3 separate regions of the Homo sapiens genome follow, and all the other regions are linked to region 2. The links are chromatin loops, found by intact Hi-C in ENCODE. Cell type or tissue: B cell. All regions are shown on one strand. Links, peaks and the distances in the headings refer to the core of each region. The heading gives the core; the rest is flanking DNA.

Region 1 (7,774 bases), core at 1,498-6,497, 52 kb before region 2:
CAAAGATATTATGAATTCTCTGGTTTTATGTCATGAAATAATGTCCTTATATCTGCATACTCATTCCCTAATTTAATTTTGCTTCTCATTCTAAATTGTAAGTAGTAAGAATTCTCTTTGTTTATATACCTTACACAGTGACATCTATTTGGAGAGTCACCTATCCTGAAGGTGACTTCCTTCAGGAACTTCTAACAGGTTTCATTCTAGTATACTAGAAGACAAAATTGTATTAAACTGTGAGGTTTGATCTGAAGGTTTAGTCTGAGAATTAGAGTTCCTTTGAAAGATAAAATTGTAAATATATACACATGTACTATAAATTATAAAAAATAAGTGGTACTGAAAGAAGAAGTTCTAGCAATTATTAGGCCTCCCTCCCCACCATACAAATTAACTTAAACAGGGATCAATTTCTACTTAAAATGTAAGCAGAATATAGCCTATGGAGTAAGAAGGTCACAGGAAGCATGACTGTAAATGGAGAGAGAGAAAGGACACACACTGATCCTCTCAGATAGCTCTCAGATAGTTCTGTTCAGTTATTTGATTTGTCTTTTTCATTCTTTATAGCAGCGTTGTATTTTATGCAGAACAGCTCCTGCGACAGCATATCTCTAGATAGTATCATATGTCTGTTCACAACATTAGAATAAGAAATAATACACTGAAATGTATATATTGAGAAGTATACATTTGCTTATTTTGCTGAGACATAATTGATCACTTTCGTGATTTATTTTGTAAAGTATTTTAATAGAATTCTGTATTTTAAAACTTCTCTTCCTGCTTCTATGAAATTTGAATGTGTATTTCCCCTAGAGGACTCTGGCAAGGTCTCTTAGCAGACTCAGATGATCCCATTTCTATTGTCTTGCCCTCATCTGGCTACGGAGCACCTTGCACAACCCAAAGCCTTCATTTCTGGATGCAGTCGATGTGTGTCACTGAAACTGCTTAAACAGTGGAGTGGAGAGCCATTGGCACCCTTTGAAGCCACGGTGTACTCTGTCACAAATCCAAAGAACATCCTGCCTGTGTTCATAAAGGAAGCACTCAAGAGGAGTAAGCAATGTCATGAAACCAAGAGGATACAAGGGATTTAATTATCTTCCCAGTGAACTGTGTAATCATGCAGCTTCCTTCCAAATTTAACCAGTGACTCTTGAAATCAGAGTATTAAGTGACTAGTGTCAGTGCTGGGCTCCTGTGTGCCTTCATTGGTTTAACAGCAGGGAAGTTGGCTGTATTATGGTACTCTCGAATGCTGTTTACACAGTGTTTTATACTTGCAAAGGACTTTACGGAATGTCATGGCAGTCTTAGAGAAAGGTGGAGAAGTCCTGACAGGGGTGTAGGTGTATGTTTAGAACTGCATGACTACCTGTATAGTGTTTGTCTTTTGGATTATGAATATAGTAAGCATTTTCCATGTTTCATAGATTCACATATTTGGTCTTGTTTACCTTCACAACTTCAAAGTGAACCTGCTATGGGAGCACTATCTTCCATGCATAGGCAAACTTGTCCAAAGTCACTCAGCATCCTCGATCCATGGAATTATAAAATGTGATGGTTATCCAGTTCAGCTCCCCACTGGCTATATGAATCCCTGACAGTGTCCTCCTTCAGCTTCACCTCAAAGCTTTCCTGCCATGAGGAAAGCTTTTAGACAGCATCAGTCTTTCTAAAAACAACTTTTTAAGTAGACCGAGGTCATTCTTCACCCACTAGCATTACAGGTGGAGACGATACTTGGCCCAGTCCCATTACCTGTTCCAATTAGCCAGGCTTAACTTCTGTGATCTAAGAAACTTTCTTTTCAACCAAGTTGCTTTTTAAGTATAGCATTAGTTTAAATCCCCAATGCATAGGAGAAGCCGTAAAACTTTACCAGCCTCTGCTTCAGAAATTTCCTTTCCATGGACACTGGGGAGCTTCAGTGTACTAAAATGGGGGCCATCAAATAGCTTGATTACCATCCTCCCATATCTGTCAAGCCGCTGATGTGCACAGAGCTGATGTGCAAAATACTGCAAGGGCCAAACAAAAATGACACATAAGGGCCAGGCACAGTGGCTCATACCCGTAATCCCAGCACTTTGGGAGGCCGAGGTGGGGCGATCACGAGGTCAGGAGTTCAAGACCAGCCTGGCCAAGATGGCGAAACCCCATCTCTACTAAAAGTACAAAAATTAGCTGGGCGTGGTGGTGGGCGCCTGTAATCCCAGCTACTCAGGAGGCTGAGACAGAGAATTTCTTGAACCCGGGAGGCGGAGGTTGCAGTGGGCCAAGATAGCGCCACTGCACTCCAGCCTGGGCGACAGAGTGAGATTCCGTCTCAAGAAAAAAAAAAAAAAAAAGACACGTAAGGATAATAGTTAATGGGGCAAGCGCTCTTGATGCCTGCCACACTCTTGTCAATGGTTTTACGGGAATAAACGCATGTAATCCAAACAGTTACCTTCTGAGGTGGGTGCTATAAATATAAATGTTCCCATTTCACAGATGAAAAAAACAAAAGCAGAAGAAGATAACAAAGCAATCTAAGCTTATCTGCTGGAAAGGAGTATAAGATGATTTGCACCCAGGCGATGTAGCTCCGGAGCCTGCACTTTTTCCACTACCACAGCACACTGCTCTACATGTGTGCTGTACATACTCTCCAGCTGCCAGTAACTTAAAGTCTGCTGTTCACAGGGGGAAACAGTGGCCATACCAGGCTAAAATCAAAGTGTTCAACTTAAGTAACAGACTATAAACACGGCAGAAGTTCCAAAAGAGGGATGACTTTTCTCCAGGGTGGACAGGAATGGCGTCAAAGAATTGAGGGTTATCTGTGCAAGGCTTTGATGGATGAGTGGCAATTCAGTATATAGTCAGGGGTGCGGGATAGTCTAGGCCAAATGATGAGGTGTGTAAACATGAGGACAGGAGATCTCAAGGTTTATGAGGTATACAAGTGAACCAGCAGGCTGAAGCCTGGGTTAATGTGAGGATACAGTGTGCAAGATGGCCAAGATTGGGTAGTGAAGGGGTTGAGGCCGCAGGGATGCAATGGGCCCATCTCCCATCTGTGCTTTCCAGAGAAGGAAATGCAAAAGCAGTCGTTCGGTGAGTTACCCAGGGCCAAACTGATAAGTTAACTTAGAGCCAGACCCAGAGAAGAAATTGGACAGCCTGACTTCTGCTATTGTATTCAATTCCGGCAACTTGAAATAATTTTCTTCACACTGTGCACCAGTCATGAAAATAGTTTAAAGTAAAAGTGAATTAATTGAACATTTAACAGTCTGCCAGCTGCATTTTTGTTATTTTTTTAAACAAGTGCTACAGAAATTCTTCTATACAAGGTCAGTCATTAATCAAGAGAAGTTAATTGTGGGTAAATCGACCTAGTAAGCCACCTTGAGCAGTTCAGGTAGCACTCGCTGTAGCTGGATGGATCCACCAGGTGGCAGGCTTCACAAATCTCACCTATCATTTTTCCAATCATTTACCATTTTTGTAACCATTAATGCTTCCAACCTAATTATTGTACTCTGCATCCTTTGTGTCTGTATTTCCCCTTAGAGAAGTTGTCTTTGGCGTATGCCTGTAAGTTAAATGAATTTTCCTCTGGAACAGCCACTTGTGGAGACAAGAAACAGAACTGGGCTTGGTCTTTATAGGGGTAGGAGCATTTGTACTGAGTCTAGTGATGTGCTGTCATTTAAGCCCTGGTCTTCACTGTTTTCTGATGATAAGTATGTTGAGGATTTATATGTGTCTCATACAATTTTATATGTTTATGGCTCCTTCATTTTATCTTGACAGTCTTATACTTTTACCATGCCACGTGTCAATCAAGTGCCTGTTTCCCTTACCGCCACTCATTAAGTACCAGCTATGCACTGTGCCAGGCTCAGGAGAGATGGAGAGGACTGGGGGGCATTCCCTGCCCACAGGGAGCGGGGTTTGGTAGGAGGAGCTTTGGGGGTGAGCAGCAAGAGAGCCAGCATGGGCTTTTCCACTGGACTCTCAGTGACCTCGGAAACAAGAACCTTGTTGTCTGTTGTCTCAGAATCCGTTTTCTTTACCTGTAAAGGAAGGATAACAAACTCTTCTAGGCCATGAGGGTGAAACAAACAACGCTTACGACTTGTTTGTGAAAATAAATTTAGAGAATATATATGAAAATGGTTTAAAAATAAATCTATGCTTTTAAAAAGTCAATCCTGAATTGTATTAGAAAAGAGTGGAACTGGATTCCAGCTCTAGTGGCACACATGGTAGTATAGCCCCAGCGGTCATTATGGTTCTGCACGTCCACTCTCTGCATATGGAAGAGGACTGAAGGAACATCAGTGACACAGGAACTCGCCATGCTTGTTGCCCCTTTCCTTCACCACAGGAAATACTAAAATTTCAGCATGGCCTCAATTTGTGAAGAGAAGACCCCACTCCAAAAAACCTTCAGTGGTAGACCTTACATACTTACAAAATGATTTTTCTCATTAAAGAACAACTAGAATGCCATCTCTACTATCAGATAAAGGTTTATTTTTAATGTTTTGGGGCTTGCATGAAGAATGTTTATTATTTTGCGATAGAAAACAAAATAAACTTTTTTCTCTTGTTGAAGTTAAAGCCCCCTTTCCCTAAAATATTTCCTGCAAATATGACATTAGGTATGAAAGTATATTGTCTTAAACACACACAGAATTCTAAGTCAGCCGTGGTTGTGTGCTCCCGTAATCCCAGCTACTCAGAGGGTGAGGCAGGAGGATTGCTTGAGCCCAGGAGTTCGAGGCTGTGGTGAGCTGTGATCACACCACTGCACTCCAACCTGGGCAATAGAGGAAGACCCCATCTCAAAAAAATTTTTTTTAATTAAAAAAAATTAAAGAACTCTAAAACTAATAATAAAATACTAAGACCTTCCAATATTAAACTGGATGTAAGACTGAATAAATCATTTCTTAAAGAAATACAAATAACCAAACTAAATAAGGGACAACATCAAACTGTGTAAGAATTTAAACACAGAAAATAATCAGCTGGGCACGGTAGCTCATGCCTGTAATCCCAGTACTTTGGGAGGCCAACGCAGGCAGATCGCCTGAGGTCAGGAGTTCAAGACCAGCCTGACCAACATGGAGAAACCCTATCTTTACTAAAAATACAAAATTAGCCAGGCCTGGTTGCACATGCCTGTAATCCCAGCTACCTGGGAGGCTGAGGCAGGAGAATCACTTGAACCTGGGAGGTAGAGGTTGCAGTGAGCCGAGATCGTGCCATTGCACTCCAGCCTGGGCAACAAGAGTGAAACTGTGTCTCAAAAAACAACAAAAAAAGAGAACAATAGCAGTAAGGAAATATTACATAATTTTGATTCACCCATCTGATCGGATATATTGCTCAGCCAGTAAAAATCATGTTTTTAAAGATTATTTAATGATAAAGGGAAAATTTTTCCAAATTATATAATGTGCAATGAAAAAGCAACATAAAGCTGTAAATAAACTGAGATTTAAATTAGTTATAAAGCATGTGTACATATGTGCCTATTTACACATGCGTGAGAAAAAACCAGCAGGAAATATACTGAAATATGACTAGTGGTTGGGTGGTAAGCTTCTTAATTTTTTTTTAATACTTTCCTATTATCTTCTTACTGTAGCATGGATTACTTCCCAAATCAAGGGGGAAGGTAGATGCTATCTTTAAGACAGTCATTCCCTGTCTTTTCAGTCCTCTGCTGCCACCATACCTAACTCCCCCCAACTCCCCTTCACTTGGTACCATGTTGAGCTGAGCTCTAGGTATCTTCCAGGCATGGGCCTTTAAAAAGATCCTTTTCCTTGTACCTCTTGTACTTTCATGGTAATCGGGGCCATCTGTGACCTTGAAAGGACAGGTTTCTCCCCTGGTTATTATGAAATTCAGGAAGGGTAATTGATGCCAGGGACTACCCACCTGCCCTGGGCCCCCCTCGGCCTGACTGCTGACTCCACGCTCAGTTCCATCCCTAGAGGCTGCCCAGCAAGCCCCTTCCCAGGATTGAGAGAAAGGACACCGAAACTCACAGAAATTACCTTACCCTGTATGACCTGGTTAAAAAGAGGTTTCCTACTGGCTGGCATAAATGTTCCAGCTCTGCAAACTGATAGGTTTTATGGTGATAGAAAAGGAGCCTTTTAAAATAATTAAAAATAAAAGTCTCATTCGGTTTTGTTACTCTACAATTTTTAGGCCAAAGGAAAAACACAAAAAGGAGAAAAAAGAAAAATCAACCAAGAGCAGCCAGCCACTGGGAACATTAATACTTAATACCTGTGGAAGAAGTAGTTATCTTATTTATAGTGTTCTTTCCTTGTGTTGCACTGGGTGCAAAAGGCTTTACAGACTTGCTCTCATGTGATCCTCAAATGAGCCCCAGGAGATAGGTAGGATTATATTGTTAATTGGTACAGGAAGTTGAGGGTAGGGAGGGTAGCAGCCTGGTAAGGGCACAGTGCTTGGATTTGAACTCAGATCTGTGGACTCCAGAACTCACCCTCGTAAAGAAACTTCATATTTTGCCTTCCACCCAGTTTGTATTCTGGCAGGACTTCTTTGATTGAAGGGTTATTTAGAAACAGAAGGCCTTTTATATGTATGTTCCTTTCTATTTGTATTTGTCTATGAATCTCTCATCTCTGTTCTGATCTTGCTTCATCACAGCATTTCCCTTTAATGCCACCTCATCTTTTCTTTAGAGTGGGAATAAGGTGTCAATCACTACTACCCCATTTGAAAACACATCAATCAAAACTGGACCAGCCAGGAGAAACAGCTATAAGAGCCGGATGGTGAGGCGGAGCAAGAAATCCAAGAAGAAAGAAAGTCTCGAAAGGTTAGTAAAATCAGTATTCTTTTTAAGTTTGGTGTATACCTATGTTGGGGAAAAGTTACCCCTTAATTAAATGCTTATATATGAAGAAGATCTATTTTTCTGTGAGAAATTTTATGTTATGGTTCACATATATGTATACATTAAAATCCATATTCATAATAGCATCAACTTCCATAGTAAAAGGATTTACATATTTACATTGTGGAAGGATTCAGATTGTTTTTTATCATGTGTGAATGTCAGGAAAAGCCCTTTGCTGTTTTTTAAGCCTCTTCACTTGATTTCAGTTGAGTTGGATTGAGGAACTGGATCTTCAGGTGGTTTTTAACATTAAATCTACATTTAAAATGTCCTTTACGTTATCAAAAAACAAACAGTTGCTATTTTTAAAATGCCAGATATTCTAAAATTACTGTTACCTTTAAAGGTTCCGAATAAGCCTAGAAATAAAAGGGCTTTGTTTTACTCACTGAAAAACGAACTAGCTTATATACTTTTGTAGCCTGGGAAGCACTGATCAGTATCTTTTTGTGCTGCTTGCAGACACTAGCAAGAGGTATGTGTTTCTGGCAGGGCTGTTTCTTGCCAGGCAGCTCTCTGGGTGTGCCTCCTTTGCAATGCCACAGCATTTCTTTACTCAATTGGGCCTGATGAGTCACATCATATTAAAAGGATTTTTGATGATAGAAATGTAGAAAAACAAGCAAACGAAAAGCCATGTATTAACTCTGGGGGGAAAAAAAGTTATACAAGAAAGGAACAGAATTATGTTTCATATGGCCCAGCTGTGAACAATATTTATAATATAAGATAAAATACCGGCCGTTTTTCTAACCAAAAATTTTGCTTTCGCTATATTGGGAAGAATAGAAAAGGGGAAATATATTTGGTTGCAAG
Region 2 (7,774 bases), core at 886-5,885:
TTGACTTTTTCCCCAAATGAGATGCAAGATATGGAGCCTATGGAGAAGAAAATAAGAAGCTAAGAACTGGTGTGTCTTGGGTTTTCAACCAGAGAAAAAATCCAGTTTATATGGCAGAATAAGCATATACCATGATCAGACCAGCCATAAACAGACATCAAGGTAGCGAAAAAGTCCTTACAGAGAGATGCCATCAGCAATGGCCAAGTATGGTGATATTCTAACATTCTAGTTTCAAATTCTAGCATAGTTTTTCTCGTTGGAACATAACTACTGTAGTTCCTGTTGCAGTCTATAATTAATGAACAAACAAACAAAAAAAGAAGTAAAAAGAGGAAATTGTAAAATTTCTGTTCCCACCTTCTAAATATAGTTTAATTTGCTTTAAACAAATCTACCATAACACTTTTAATTTGTAGAACTGATAAACATTAATTTATCAAAGGACTCATATTATTTGTGACTGTGCTCACAGACTAGAGTTCCTTGTAGAATTTCTTTCAACTGTAACAAACGTGGTGCAAGTTTTTTGATGACTTGATTTTTAAAAATTTAACTACACATATCTTGGCTGTATAAAGCGAGGCTGACTTGTAACTTTGAAACATGCACATTAAATAGTCAAGAGTCAATAAAGAAACTGAACAAATGACAAAAAATGTTTGCTTCAAGTGAGTCAGTCATGACAAAACTACTCTCAGAATTGATTTGGAGATAGCCTAGGCTGTGGTTTTTCAGAGAAACCTGTACAGCTGGGTGGGGCACTGCGGTTTGCTAGTTTCTGGAGAGGTCAAAATGTGAAGTCAAAATGGTGTGCTGATACGGGAAATGACTGAGCTCCATTGCAATTCAGACCTATGACAAGCGGTTAAGGCACCTGCTATCCCCAGGCCTCAAGCTCTGTGTGGGTGCAGTGGAGCTGGATTCTTGAAGAGCTGGTTGTTTTCCAGGGCAGGAGATGGCCTGCTCCCAATCCAGAATTCTAACAAGAAAATAGCCTGGCCATGGCCCACACTTCCCAAATAGATGCACCTTTTTTTTTTTTGGATTGTCATCTTTTAAAAAAAAATACATATACTTTCATCAGCAGAATTGAATTTGGAAGGTTGCTGATGTTTTTTAAATTAATAGAATATGAAGCATTTACCATTTTCATAAGAAAGCTCATTAAAATTTACCTTTTATCCCCCTCTTGTCTGAGAAATGAGTATCTAGCACATAGTGCTTACTATTGCCAGGTACTGTTCTAAGTATTTTAGAGATGCAAACTAATGTAATCCTATGCCTAGACTCTGAGTAGTCTTTTCTAGGCAAAGAAACACAAGGAAGCTAAGTAAATTGCCCAAGGTCATTCACTGTATGGATGGGTTGGGGCTTGAACCTAGGGAGTCTGGCCCCAGAGATCAAACAAGAGAAAGAAGGCATCAGGGAAGCCCGAAGAAGGGAAAAAAAACCCACCAAAACAACCAGTTTTGCCCAATGCTTTGAAGAAAACTTTTAATCCTGTCTCCTTCCTTGCCCATGAAAAATGTCCATTTAGTCATAGTCGGAGTCAAGGGCAGAGCGAGGTGGGAGAGTGCCAGCCCGATGCTCTGTGACCCCATCCCAGCCTCGTCCCCTAGGCTTTCTCTTAGGCAGTGCTCTCCCAGCCTCTGTCATCTCCTTAAACATGGGTCTCCTTGCCTGGGCGAACCCTGCACATCCTTCTGAGCAGCACTGCCCAGTAGAAATGGGAGCCACATATGCAACTGTAAGTTTTCTAGTAGCCCACCTTAGAAAGAAAAAAAAAACCACGAAACAAATCTGTCATTGCTTTCTTCTTCCACATTTTGCTTTTTAAACTTCTGTTTTAAGTTTTTTACTTTAAAAAAATTCCCAAAAAGGAGACAGAAAACAGCTCCTGGAAGAATTTACAACCAACTGCATCGGGGTCTGGGAAACTGGACCAGGGTGGGGATGAGTGGATGGGAAGGGGTCCCCTTTAGTCACTGCGGCCTCACTGGAAGACCAAGGGAGCAGGGATTCTTCAGTCAAAAGGGAGGCAGGGAAGAGAAGTGGGAGGAGGTGGGAGTTGGGTGGTTGGAGGAGATGAACAGAAAATAAAATGTCGTTGTCTGGTTAAATCCAGAGAAAAATACCTGGCCCTGTAAGGAGGGAGGATGCCCTTCCAAGGGGATGGAAGGGGTCTGGAGGGAAGCAGGGTAGGGAGGCCACCCTGAGACCCTGGGCAGGCCCTGGTGGAGGAAGCGGGCAGGGGCCTCCGGGACTGTGGGACACACTAGCTATTGTGTTCTTGTGCCATCACCCTGTGTGTTCCCAGAGCAGCTCCTTGCTTCATTTTGCTTTCTCTTAATAAATGACATGGCAGTCCTCCCTGCCCCAAAGTGAAAAATTAATTAATTTCAGGAATATATTTTATTTAACTCAATATATCAAAATATTATTGCAATCATATAAAATCAATGTAACTGATGTGAAATATTAATGAGATGTTCACCTTCTAACTTTATACTATGTCTTCAAAATCCAGGGCTTGTTTTACATTTCCAGCACATCTCAATTTTGGCCCTATATTTTCATTGGAAATATTTGATCCGTATTTAGATTTCATAAAATTCATAGCCAAAAAACTAGATTGACATAACCAAGTTGTTCCAGGCACACTTAAGAGTTTTTCAACCACTGAATCGAGTAATAATGTTTAATGTTTAAACAAGTTAAAATGAAATAAAATTCAATATTCAGTTTCTCAGTCTACATTTCAAGTGCTCAAGAGGCACATATGAACTGGAGAGAAATGAAACCAAAAAAACACGGGCTAGTGAGTTCAGATTAAACAGCCACCTGAAATCATCATTGACTGATTACTCTTCTTGCTGGCTACCTCGGCACAGCAAACTGCAGGCAGGCCTGGAAGCTTGGGTTTTTGGCATGGAGTGTTGTCAGGTTCATTCCTACACGGTAGGCAGTGGCAGGAGTTATTTTGCAAATGTTAACCCTGCCACCTAGTGACCACTTTCTGAATGTCACTTGAAGATTACCACCTGAAAATTCGTGTTGACCTCAGTCTTGCCGCCCTTCCAGACTTTCTCCTGCTTGGAGGCCCCATGTGGCACGGTGCTGCTGATGTGTCATAACTGTTTTGGGGCTGCGTTAGCGATCCCTGGAGGATATGGACTGAGCTGTATCTCCCTTTGTTTTCCCACAACAGTAAGGTGCTTGGAGATTAAGGAGCACGTCTCAGGAGCATCCTATGTGCCGAGGAGATGGCTTCTGTCTCCCCAAGGGTTAGAGTTCCCAATTTCTCTTGTGTGACTCAATTGTAGCACCTGAATCTTCTGTTTGTTAATATGTGTCCCTCCTCCATTGAACTGCGAAATCTGTGAGGTCAGGGACAATGTCTTTCTTATGTTTGAGCCCCATCCCCTAGTTTGGTATCTGTCTGACAACTGTCAGGGGAATGAATGGCCGGATGGCATGGCTATAAACTCCCAGTCTGCCCGGCATTCTTGCCATAGTTCTCCAGATGGGGCATCTTCCCTTTTCCACTCTCAGGATGAACTGTGTCATCTTTACGTTTCTTCACCCCTTAGCCTCCCCCTTCTTCCATACATGTTCAGCACATGCTTAGTATATGACCTTGCCTTGAATTTTGGAAATAGAAAGCTGAAGTTAGGAATTCCTTAATTTACACCCACCAAACCTTCAAACCTACCTCTCCATGTGCCAGCACATGCACCTGGATGCCCTGCCACACCTTCCAAGTGTGCTCTGAATCCCCGGAACCACTCATTGGGATCACCTGGGGAGATTTGACAATGATTGATGCCTGGGTTCCAAAGCAAAAAGTCTGATGTCTCACGTCTGTAATCCCAGCACTTTGGGAGGCCGAGGCAGGCGGATCACGAGGTCAGGAGATCGAGACCATCCTGGCTAACACGGTGAAACTCCGTCTCTACCACAAATACAAAAAAAAGAATTAGCTGGGTGTGGTGGCGGGCACCTGTAGTCCCAGCTACTCGGGAGGCTGAGGCAGGAGAATGGCGTGAACCTGGGAGGCGGAGCTTGCAGTGAGCCGAGATCATACCACTGAACTCCAGCCTGGGCGACAGAGCAAGACTCTGTCTCCAAGAAAAAAAAAAAAGTCTGATGTTATTTGTCTTGGGTTTAGGCTGGGTGTGGGGATTTTTAAAAAATGTCCCCAGGGGATCCTAAACTACAGCCAGGATTGAGACCTGCTCTCTGAATCCTCTGTTTCTGCCTTCTCAGGCTTCAGCAGGTAGCCCCACTCTCACCTGCATTTCCAACCATTTCTGTTTTTGGGTCATTTTCCAAATCATATGGAATTGCCCTAAACTCTGCCATATGAAAATAAGAATTAAAAAAAGCTTTCCTGGATCCAATATTCATAGCAACTATCTGCTTTCTTTATGCACTTTCCAAGCCAAACTTCAAGAATAAGTCACCCACACAGGCTGTTTCTGCTTCCTCCTCATCGTTTTCATAAAATGTACTCCAGATTGGATTCTGTTCCAGGGATGATCACCCTGTCATTCAAAACGACTCACCTCCCTTGGCCTCCAAGACCCCATGTTCTCCTAGTTTCTTTCTCAGGCTACCTTTCCACCTGATCTCCCAATGTTGAGAGTTCCTCAGGACACGTGCTTGGCTGTCTTTCTTTCTTACTTCACTTCCCACAGCTTTTCAGTCCCTGGGACTTTGGAACTTCAAGCCTGTGCTCAGACCATTCTGTCAGTCTCATACCTGCATATCCAAATCCCTATTCGGCCTTCCTTTCCAGAGGCGTGTGCTAGACATCTCAGATTTCATGTTCCAAATGGAACTTTAAAAAGTTAATTAATTAATTAATTTATTTTTTGAGACGGAGTCTCGCTTTGTCGCCCAGGCTGGAGTGCAGTGGCGCGATCTCGGCTCACTGCAAGCTCCGCCTCCCGGGTTCACGCCATTCTTCTGCCTCAGCCTCCCGAGTAGCTGGGACTACAGGCACCCGCTACCACGCCTGGCTAATTTTTTTTGTACTTTTAGTAGAGACGGGGTTTCACCATGTTGGCCAGGATGGTCTCTATCCCTGACCTTGTGATCCACCCGCCTTGGCTTCCCAAAGTGCTGGGTTTACAGGCGTGAGCCACCACGTCCGGCCTAAAAAATTTATTTTAATTTATTATTATTTTTTTGAGACAGAGTCTCACTCTGTCACCCAGGCTGGAGTGTGGTGGCACGATCTTGGCTTACTGCAACCTCCACCTCCTGGGTTCAAGCGATTCTCCTGCCTTAGCCTCATGAGTAGCAGGGATTACAGGTGCACACCACCACACCCAGCTAATTTTTGTATTTTTAGGTAGAGATGAGGTTTTGCCATGTTGGCCAGGCAGGTCTTGAACTCCTCACCTCAGGTAATCCACCTGCCTCGGCCTCCCAAAGTGCTGGGATTACAGGCGTGAGCCACCATGCCTGTCCCCAGATGGAATCTTGATACACCACCCCCCCACACTTAGACTCGTCTTGTATAATAGTTCCTATTGTATTAATTTCCTATGGCTTCTGTAATAAATTACTAAAAATGAGCTGACTTAACCCAGCACACATTTATTTTCTCATAGTCCTGGAGGCCAGAAATCTAAAATCAATTCCTCTGGGTTGAAATCAAGGTGTTGGCAGGGCTGTACTCCCTCTGGAGCCTTAGGGGTGAATGTGTTCCTTGTCTCTTACTGCTCCTGTTAGCTGCTGGCATTCTTTGCTGTATTAGTCAGGATTCTCCCAAGAAACAGAACCAATAGGATCAAACTGTCTCTCTAGAGAAGACCAATGCTCCAGCTCATGCAGTCACGTAAGAGAAATTCCCTCTTACTTGGCCTTTTTCTTCAACTCCAATCTTCAATTGATTGAATGAGGCCAGCCCACTTTGGCGAGGATAATATACTTTACTCAGTCTGTTCATTTAAATGTTAATCTCAACCAGAAACACCTTCACAGTCACATTAAAAATAATGTTTGGTCAAATGTCTGGGCACTCCATGGCCCAGTCAAGTTGACACATAAAATTAATTGTCACACTTGGCTTGTGGTAGCATCACTCCAATCTTGGAGGCCAGCATCTTCAATTCTCTTTCTGCCCTGTCTTTACATAGCCTTCTCCTCTGTGTGTGTGTGTGTGTTTTAATCTCCTTCTGCCTCTTTTTTATAAGGATACAAGCGACTGCATTTAGGTTCCACCTAGATAATCCAAGATCATCTCCCCATCTCAAGATCCTCAATTACATCTACAAAGACTATTTTTTTTTCCAAATAAGAGAATATTTACAGGTCCCAGGGATTAAGACATGAATTTCCTCGGAGGACCATTATTCAGCCTATTACATCAATTCATACAACAGCAATTTTATCCGCCCAATGTCTTAAGCCAGAAATTTGGAACTCACATTTGTCATAAAATTCTCCTCAACACCATTTAATCCAGCCATAACTCCTGTATTTTCTTTTAAAAAGTCTTTTTTTTTTCAAGATCACTAGGTTCTTATAAATAAATCTTAATTCTCCTCAGTAATTTCCCTCTCCTCTGCCACCAACCTAACCCAAAACATAATATCTTTCCCATTCTTTTTTTTCTTTTCTTTTCTTTTTTTTTTTTTTTGAGACAGAGTCTTGCTCTGTCACCCAGGCTGGACTGCGGTGGCCCGATCTTGGCTCACTGCAACCTCCACCTTCTGGGTTCAAGCGATTCTCTGCCTCACCCTCCCGAGTAGCTGGGATTACAGGTGCCCGCCACCACACCCGGCTAATTATTGTATTTTTAGTAGAGACAGAGTTTCACCATCTTGGCCAGGCTGGTCTTGAACTCCTGACCTCGTGATCCACCTGCCTCGGCCTCCCAAAGTGCTGGGATTACAGGCTTGAGCCACTGCACCTGGCCCCCATTCTTATTTTAATCGTTCATTTATGTCCATTGTAATTTTCTCTTTATTTGTGATGATGTTAAGTGTCTGTCTCTAGTCACTAGATTATTGGCATTGTGAAGGCAGGACCATACATGTTTTGTTCATCATTATATTTTAGGTCTCAGCATAGTGCTTAGTACAGAGTAGATGCTCAATAAATATTTAACATATATATTATATATATTAATAGATGGATGGCACCTTTTCCACCATGAGGAAGCTTCCAGTCTGGTAAAGGGACCATTAAATATATATAATTTTTTTTTTTTTTGAGATGTAGTCTTGCTCTGTTGCCCAGGCTGGAGTGCAGAGGCGCTATCTCGGCTCACTGCAAGCTCTGCCTCCCGGGTTCACGCCACTCTCCTGCCTCAGCCTCCTGAGTAGCTGGGACTACAGGCGTCCACCACCATGCCCGGCTAATTTTGTGGTATATTTAGCAGAGACGGGGTTTCACCGTGTTAGCCAGGATGGTCTCGATCTCCTGACATCGTGATCTATCCGCCTCGGCCTCCCAAAGTGCTGGGATTACAGGCTTGAGCCACCGCACCCAGCCTAAATATATTTTTTAAACCCTAAATTACTTTGTTGATTTAAACTGTTCCTATTGAGAACCATCTATATGCCAGACATTGTATTAAGCTCACAGGATCCACTAATTAACACATAATATGAAATTCCTTGTTTTCACAGAGCTCTACCTTTTAGCTTGGGAGAAGACAGATAAAGGCATAATAAATACATAATAAATGCATTTTATGTATGTATATGTGCTTAAATAAAACCTTAGAAAGGGAAAAGTGATGTGAGAAAAATAGAGC
Region 3 (7,774 bases), core at 1,498-6,497, 220 kb before region 2:
TAATGTTGTGATTTGTCAACAGAGGTTTTATGCCAGTGTTATGACTTTACACAAAGCCTTAGTAGAGGTGGAGCTCCTGAAGGAATACAAAGATGTAACCTATGACTTCAGATAGTGGGGTTTACAGAGTGAAATATTGTTCAATTCAAACAGAGGAGGACAGAGAAAGAAGTCCTGGACCATGCCTCTCAAAATCTTTTGGCTGACAGTGCTTAGTGGTAACACAGAGGAGGCACTGTATTCATTCACACAATCTTCATTTCAGCAAGTGTTTTTGAGAAGCTACCACCAGCCAGGCTGTGTTCTAGGCTTTAGGGATACGGTGACAGACAGGATAGAGAAAGTCTCTGCTCTCATGGAGCTTATATCCCAGTGGGGTGCAGGGATTTGGAGAAGAGGATGTAACATAAACCAGAAAAACACTGGAGGAGTGACAAGTGAGCTGCAGAGAAGTAAAACAGGGGAGTCCATGGCTTCTTTCTTCCTGAAGGAGTGGCATGCGAGCTGGAACTAAATGACCAGAAGGCAACAGCCATGAGAAAACCAAAGCAAAAGCCTCCCAAGTAAAGAGGCCACCCAGGGCAGAAGCAAGCTAAAGAAGAGTGGTGTGGGCACAGGGCACACATGTGGATGAGTGGGCAGAGAGGCAGGGCCAGGTCCACAAGACTTCATAAGTTGGAGTAAGGAGATTGGGCTTTCCTTTAAGCAGGATGGAAAGAAAGCACTTGATATTTTTATTTTTTTGTTTTAAGTTCCGGGATATAAGTGCAGAATGTGCAGGTTTGTTACATAGGTATACGTGGAAAACACTTGATATTGTAAAGTAGGGTAATAACATAATCTGATTTGCCTCTTTAAAGTTTCCCTGGTTTCTGTGTAGAGGGTGGATAGAGCTCAAAAAGTAACTTAGAATGAGAGAGAATGTTGCCTTGGACTACAGGGGTAAATAGTGAAATTGGAGAGAAGTAGATGGATTCAGGCTGTGTTCTGAGGGGGAAATGTGTAGGGCTTGCCAAGGGATGAGTTGGAGGATGGGGGCGGGGCGGGGGGCATTGAGGGAAACAGCAAAAACAAGGATGGGTCCTAGATTGTCCACTGGATGAACAGAAGATCACGGTTCTGTTTACACAGGTGGGGAAGACTTGAGAGGGCGGGGAGCAGGATCGTGGAAGAAAATTAAAAGTTTTGTTTTGTTTGTGTTGAATTTGAGATCTTTATATGATACTCATGTGGAATCTGGAATTCTAAGGAGAAGTTAGGTCTGGAGAAGTAAATTTGGGACTTTTAGGAAAGTAGGTGGTGTACAGGGCCAGGGGACTGGATGAAGTCAACTAGTGAGAAGTAGCTTCAGGACAGATTCCTGAGACACTGCAGATTGAAATATCATGCTGAGGATCTGGAGGAGGCATGACCAGAGATTAGGAGGAAGACCAGCCAGGTGATTTCAAAGAAGCGGAATGAAGGAGGAGTTTCACACAGGAGAGTGGTCTTCTGTGTGGAGTGATGCTGATCCTTCATTAGGAGGATATGAAATGTCAGATGCTGAAAGGTCTCTGCCCATCTGTGCACAGACCATGGAATTAAAGGACCATTTTGGGGAGGGTTCAGGAGAGGTAGGTGAGTAGAAGGTAGAATGCAGGTGCTGGAAGAAATGTTCAATCAAAGACAAAGGCCCTTAACATGCCAGCAGCTTGAGGGGCCCTAGATTTTCCTGCTGGGCAAATTGGAGTTCTGGATCTTTGAAAGGTACGGAAGAACTTTCCTTTTTGATGCCTTTCCCTTCTTTGTTACCAAATCAGGTTTATTTTTAGTGCCTGCCTTATCTGAGCAGTAGGCCTGGAATGATTTTATAACCTACCTATTTATTTTCCTTTAACCTGTAGCCTGCTTGTGTGTGTCTGTATAGCTGAAAGAGACTTTGAAGTAGGTAAGATACGAGGTTGGGCTTAGAGGAAAGATTAGGTTTTGGGGTAAGTGGAACAAGGGTGTATGGGGTGGGAAAGGGAATCAAAACAAAGGCAGAGAAGGTAAAAATAACTTTCATATGTGGGGCTGCTTCCTATGTCGTTGAATTAGAAAAAATAAAATGGCAATGTATTTAGCATAGTAGTGAAAACTCCAGCAGGTGGTATAGCAACAAGGGAAACCTGAGCTTCATTGACTCCTTGCATCTCACCTACTTCTAAAAAAGACTCAAGTCATCTACATGTAGACAGCACAGTGTGTAGAACTACTCATTCATCCTGTAAACATATATTGATTGCCAATAATGATCCCACGGTAGAGGCTGGGATACCAAGATGGGTGACCCATGACCTTCCCTCAAGGAAAACAGACAAAAACAGCTGTAATATAATAACAGACCAGAGGAAAGAGGATTAATTCTGTCTAATTCCATTTCACCAGGATGTAGAAGTTTGAAAAGTTGTCTATGAGGAAGAGAGGAGGAGGTAGCGAGGCATCCCTTGCTGGGGAGGGCAGGGTCACAGTGGGAGCAGAGTGCAGGGCAGGTCCCTGGGGAGCACAGAGCTGGGAAGGGCAAGGAAGAAGTGTTAAGTGCAGAGTCTGGAAAGGGAAACTGAGCCCAAGCGGGACTTGACTTTTATAGAAAGTATGGATCCATATGTTGTTACACAGAGAAATACTTGCTCTTTATTTTAGAAAGAAAATCTGTAAATGTGCATCATATCACTCTGTCTTTTTCTCTGTTTATTTTTAGCCCTGTGTGTCCAAATGCTGGGAGAACATCACCCCTTGGATGAATTGCCACCACATTAAATAAAACATATCCAAAGCTCATATTGTTTCCTTTCCAGTACTTTCTCTCTGTCTTTCCATATAGACATATATATATTAAAAATATATATGTATGAATTTATATATATATATATATATTTATTTATTTATTTATTTTGAGACAGGGTCTCACTCTGTTGCTCAGGCTGGAGGGCAGTAACACGATCATAGCTCACTGCAGCCTCAAGCTCCTGGGTTCAGTTGATCCTCCCACTTCCTGAGTAGCTGGGACTACAGGTGCACATCACCATGCCTGGCTAATTTTTTATTTTTTAGAGATAGGGTCTCGCTATGTTGGTCAGACTGGTCTTGACCTCCTGGCCTCAAGCAATGCTCCCACCTCAGCCACCTGAGAAGCCAGGATTATAGGCATAAGCCACCACGTCCAGCTAAACGTGTCTATATTTTGTTTCAAACAAATATGCATGTACATGTGTATGCTCTTATCTCTCAAAATCTTAAAGAAGTGTAAGATTATATAAACTTACTAGATTCTTCATGGTGTTGCATGTGCTAGAGCAAATCTTCCTCAATGCTTGTATATTTAATAGCCTGAAAGAATAAATGTTTTTCTAATGGGCATATTTTAGCTGAGGTTTTTTTTTAAGTCAAATATGTATATAAGTATGTGTAAAGTTTATGTGAAAGAAACGAGAGCCTTGTTTTCAGAAGCTCTTCTGTGTCTTGAAGGTGACATGTTTTTGCTTTCTTAAGTGACTTTACAGACGAAAAAGGAGTCACACTTTTACAGTTGATTTGGTGTAACCCTCCTTCATCAGTATCTAGCATATAGAGTATGCTGATGAGTCATGTGCAATGTGTTTTGAAAATCAGAAGTTTTCAGATGAGCTGGAGGCCTGGATGCCTGAAATGGCTTAGGACATAAACTGCTCAAAAATAATTATAATACCCTTTTTTTTGTAATTTTTTTCTACTTTTTTTTTTAGGTGCTCTGCAGGTTCAGAGAAACTTCTCTAGTAACAGACTGAGAAATGGTCCCTAAAGTATGGTGTTTAATTTCAATACTCCTAAAGAAAATCCAGTTTCCTTTGTAAAATGTTCCTTATGTAACAAAACTGTACTGAAAAAATGTGGTATTTTTCTTTCTCTTTATTTTGTCTCCCTATACCACTGAGAAGTTAATGGTTTAAGGAAAATATTTCAAGCCGTACAGATCATGTCAAATATTTGGTTTGGTAGGATTAATATTTTACTGCAGAGTGACAGTGCTAGTGCTGTCCTAGTTTTAGGGATGATTATATAAACTAATGAGCCCCATCCATTAAAAAACTTAGGGAAACAAAAAGCTATTTATTATGTGGATTACACTGACTGTAGTTAGGATTACACTGACTATAGTTAGGACATGGAAGTGTGAAATAGTTACAACGTGGTTGCGTTTAATTAAAGTTGCTCTTTTTGTGATGCTGAGGTTAATAATTATGACGCTGTGCAAATGTTTAATACTGCTTTATTTTAAAAAAAACTCAATGTTTTGTTGTTTTGTGCCTAGCTCTCCACTGGCCTAAAGCTGACTTTTCACTTAAGTTTACCATCCTCTGAATTATTTCCATTACAACAGATTTTAAGAATGACAGTTGGCTGGGGGCATTGTAATTGTATACTTCAGCCACTAGAGGGAAGAGACTCTAGTATTTATTCTGGGGAAAGAAAACGTGCTTCATCTCTCTGATTCTGTCACTGACCTTTAATCTGAAGGGGGTTATCCTTAGCATTGGGATTACCCTTCTTCCTCTTTTAGAGAAAAAACTTTGGGAAGGAAAAGGTAGAATTAAGGATATTGGACCAGGGCTTGATATATGGGTGTATCTGCCTGAAATTTGGGGTTCAACCAGTTCCTTCAAGACAGCTTCCAATGGGCAAGCAGCTTTGTTGGGGGAAGTGAGTGATTCTTCCAGAACTATTTTATCTGTTAGTATAAAATAACAGTAACATGACTAACATTTCTGGAATATTAGACACTGTTTTAAATACTTTAAAAATACTAACTATCCTAGCAACAGTCCTATGAGGTAAGTACTATTATCCCCATTTTACAGAATAGGAAACTAAGGTACTTAGAGGTTAAGTAACTTATCCAAGATCACAGAACTAGAAACTACTGATATTGTGGTTAAAAACATGGGCAGTGGCTCCAGGATTTATGTTCTCAAGCACTGTACAATACTGCCTTTCCACTTATGCCCAGTTTCTCAAGCACGAAGAGACATTCACAGAATTTTGACAAGTTTGAGTCTACAAAGATGAGAGATATTTTGGTTGAAAACTACAACAGGAAAACTGTAGAATCAAAATTTATACCATAATTTACCCAGGAACACATACATGGTTCACATTTTAACGTTTCTAGAATCAGATTGTGGCTTACAGCTTTATTCAGGGAAATAAGACATATTTGTAAACATAATATACCAACTTCATTAATTGTTAAATTTAATGCTCACAAAAACGTATTTGAAAATAATTTCTATTTTAGATCTTTGTACTTCATGAGAATTCCCCAGTGTGTGTGAGGATTACTGAGATTTGAAGTGAAAATATAAAATACTTATATTTTAGAGGAAAAAAAGGTAATGTGGGATGTTGGTGTGTTTTAATTTGTTTGGTAGTATGTCAGATGGGGCTTCCAAAGGTAAGTTTCTAGGACCTTCACGTTGTTAAATGGCCTTGGATCCTGCCTCTTCTCTAGGATTCACAGAAGCATTTTTCAAACCGCACCTGCCCCTCCTTATACCTCCTTGCTCATAATCAGGTTTAGGCTCCTTACTTTCCCTTCAGGAAGTCAGTTATTCTCATCAAGGCTTCAGAAATAGTCCTAGTGTTGAGCACGTGGGAGAGCTGCTTGTCTTCAGAGTGGTTTGACCCAGTCATTGATGAGTTGAAGTTTTCACTGTCTCACTGAGGCATGTGGCAGCTCAGAATTCATTCAAGCAAACTGGGCAGAGTCTGTGGTATTCAGGAATGGAGGCACAGCAGGAATGCAGGTCTGTGGCTTTGATCAAAACCCCTATCCACAAACAAGCAGAGCCCTGTGAATATGGTGAAGCATAATTTTTTCCCCACTGACATTTTGAAACCAGCTCCCTTACAGAAAGAAATATAGTTTTGGACAAACTTCAGGGAGTTTCCAAGAATTTTCAATAAACAACACAGTCACACTAAGCAAAATTTTTTTTCAATCCAAGAAGAATAAAACATTTTTCTAGAATATATAAAATATGGTAGTTTTATTTAGTAAAAATATAAAGGAACTTTAAAACTATCTTAAATCTCTGTTTTAAAGGATTTTTATTTCATCTCATTCTTTAAATTTTAAAATTTGTAATCAATGGCAGAATATTCAGAGACCAGACACATAAATAAATGAGCTGAGAAATGTGCTTTTGTAGCTTTATTCTTGATCTCCACCTTAGGGCATTTCTGTGCTCTCCGGCAAGCCCTCACAGGTTTCACAGGGAGACACAGAGGATTGAGACTTAGAATTTGCCAGCTGTTGACAGATCTATGGAAGAGTCAGTGTGGTAAGAAGTTAATTTTATAAAATAAAATTTATGAATTATCGATGGATTTCTATTATTCATGCTTGTTTTCTTTTAAAGACCTCTTTAAAAATGTATATGGCCTTAGAAACTATTGATTTTGTTTGGAAATTTTAAATACTTAAAAAATACTAACTATCCTAGCAACAGTCCTATGAGGTAAGTACTACTATTCCCATTTTACAGAATAGGAAACTAAGGTACTTAGAGGTTAAGTAACTTATCCAAGATCACAGAACTAGAAACTATAATAAACCTCAGAAATATAGTCTAGGTTGGGTGTGGTGGCTCACACCCATAATCCTAACACTTTGGGAGGCTGAGGCAGAAGGATTACTTGAGCCCAGGAGGTCAAGACCACCCTGGGAAAACATAGGGAGACCTCGTCTCTACATAGAATTTTTTAAAATTAATCAGATGTGGTGGCATATGCCTGTGGTGCCAGCTACCAAAGAGGGTGAGGTGGGAAGATCACTTGATCCAGGGAGATCGAGGCTGTAGTGAGCTACGATCATGCCACTGCACTCCAGCCTGGGAGACAGAAGCCTTGTCTCCCCATCACAAAAAAGCTATGTATTAAGTTAGTTTATATTCAAATTTAAAGAGTCATATGAGCATTCTGTATTACTTGTCTCAGTTGTTGATAAACTTACCTGGTCATGTTTCTCTATGAGACTTTTTCTTAAGTTACTTGACTTGTAAGCTTATAGGTGTAAATATGTTCTAGAGTTTCCTGGAATCTGACAGATAGAGTACATGTGATTTCTTTGGGGAAACAGATATAGTTTTATTTATTGGACTATTTCTTAGAGAAATAGTTATGAATTTAGTTATTCCCTATGAAAGGCTGATTCTTTGGATTAAAAAAATAGGTTCAGAATTATTTGAGTGAAAGCTTCTCAAAAATAATGACTCTGAAATTTAGGACCTTAAATTGCTACCACACTCAAAGAAGAAATTCTGTCCTAAACTGCTCTGAAGTATCAGTGGTTTGAGAGAAGGGATGTTACAGAGACTACAGGCATGAAACAGTCTGCTGATACTTTGCCATTAGAAAAACTGGCTGGCTGGTTTGCATATTCTGGTCTATTCATTTGTTCACTGTTTCCCACTTGTTCTTTCATTTGCTTCCCTTGGAGAGTAGCAAGTTGAAAAAAATTCAGTAGTTTTGGTATGGCTCATATTTACGAAATGCCAAAAAAGAACCAAGAGTTCTTTTTCCTTTCTCCTCGAAAATTGCCCTTGTTTGGATACTTACATGTTATATGATGGGCATAACCCCTGGGTCCCATGTTGATAGATGAGTGTTAGACTCACCCAGAATATTACCTGTCTTATATCTTTGAAGCACATACGAAATAGCCTTTGTGATTTGAGTGACTGGGCCAGTGTTCTCCATTATGTGCAGCAGGCTTCAC

What was found. Hi-C counts contacts between places; a loop is a spot of excess contacts. Peaks named below come from ENCODE experiments on the same cell type or tissue, not always from the same donor. Only the 100,000 strongest peaks of a DNase experiment are listed, where the experiment ranks them.
Region 1: a loop joins it to region 2, with 19 times the contacts of the local background. A loop is called at or near these places in 93 of 110 quality-filtered maps.
Region 3: it touches region 2 in a loop (24-fold over the local background); 48 of 110 quality-filtered maps call a loop at or near these places.

What each region holds. Positions count from the first base shown.
Region 1 is chr5:67,153,716-67,161,489 of GRCh38, forward strand. MAST4 (microtubule associated serine/threonine kinase family member 4) reads left to right here. Exons shown (of 29, transcript NM_001164664.2): 27 at 6,741-6,877. Among named protein-coding and RNA genes, the nearest start is that of CD180, 39 kb to the right of the region's middle. In B cell, for the core only: CTCF peaks have their summits at 3,452 (motif pointing right) and 3,653; a DNase peak (open chromatin) is centred at 3,456.
Region 2 is chr5:67,206,367-67,214,140 of GRCh38, forward strand. No RefSeq gene overlaps it. Among named protein-coding and RNA genes, the nearest start is that of CD180, 13 kb to the left of the region's middle. RefSeq lists an enhancer at 1-983. In B cell, for the core only: CTCF peaks have their summits at 3,033 (motif pointing left) and 3,236; a DNase peak (open chromatin) is centred at 2,995; H3K4me3 peaks cover 633 bases; H3K27ac peaks cover 1,903 bases.
Region 3 is chr5:66,983,725-66,991,498 of GRCh38, forward strand. The region is part of intron 4 of MAST4 (microtubule associated serine/threonine kinase family member 4); the gene reads left to right. Among named protein-coding and RNA genes, the nearest start is that of MAST4-AS1, 17 kb to the right of the region's middle. In B cell, for the core only: CTCF peaks have their summits at 4,438 (motif pointing right) and 4,642; a DNase peak (open chromatin) is centred at 4,457.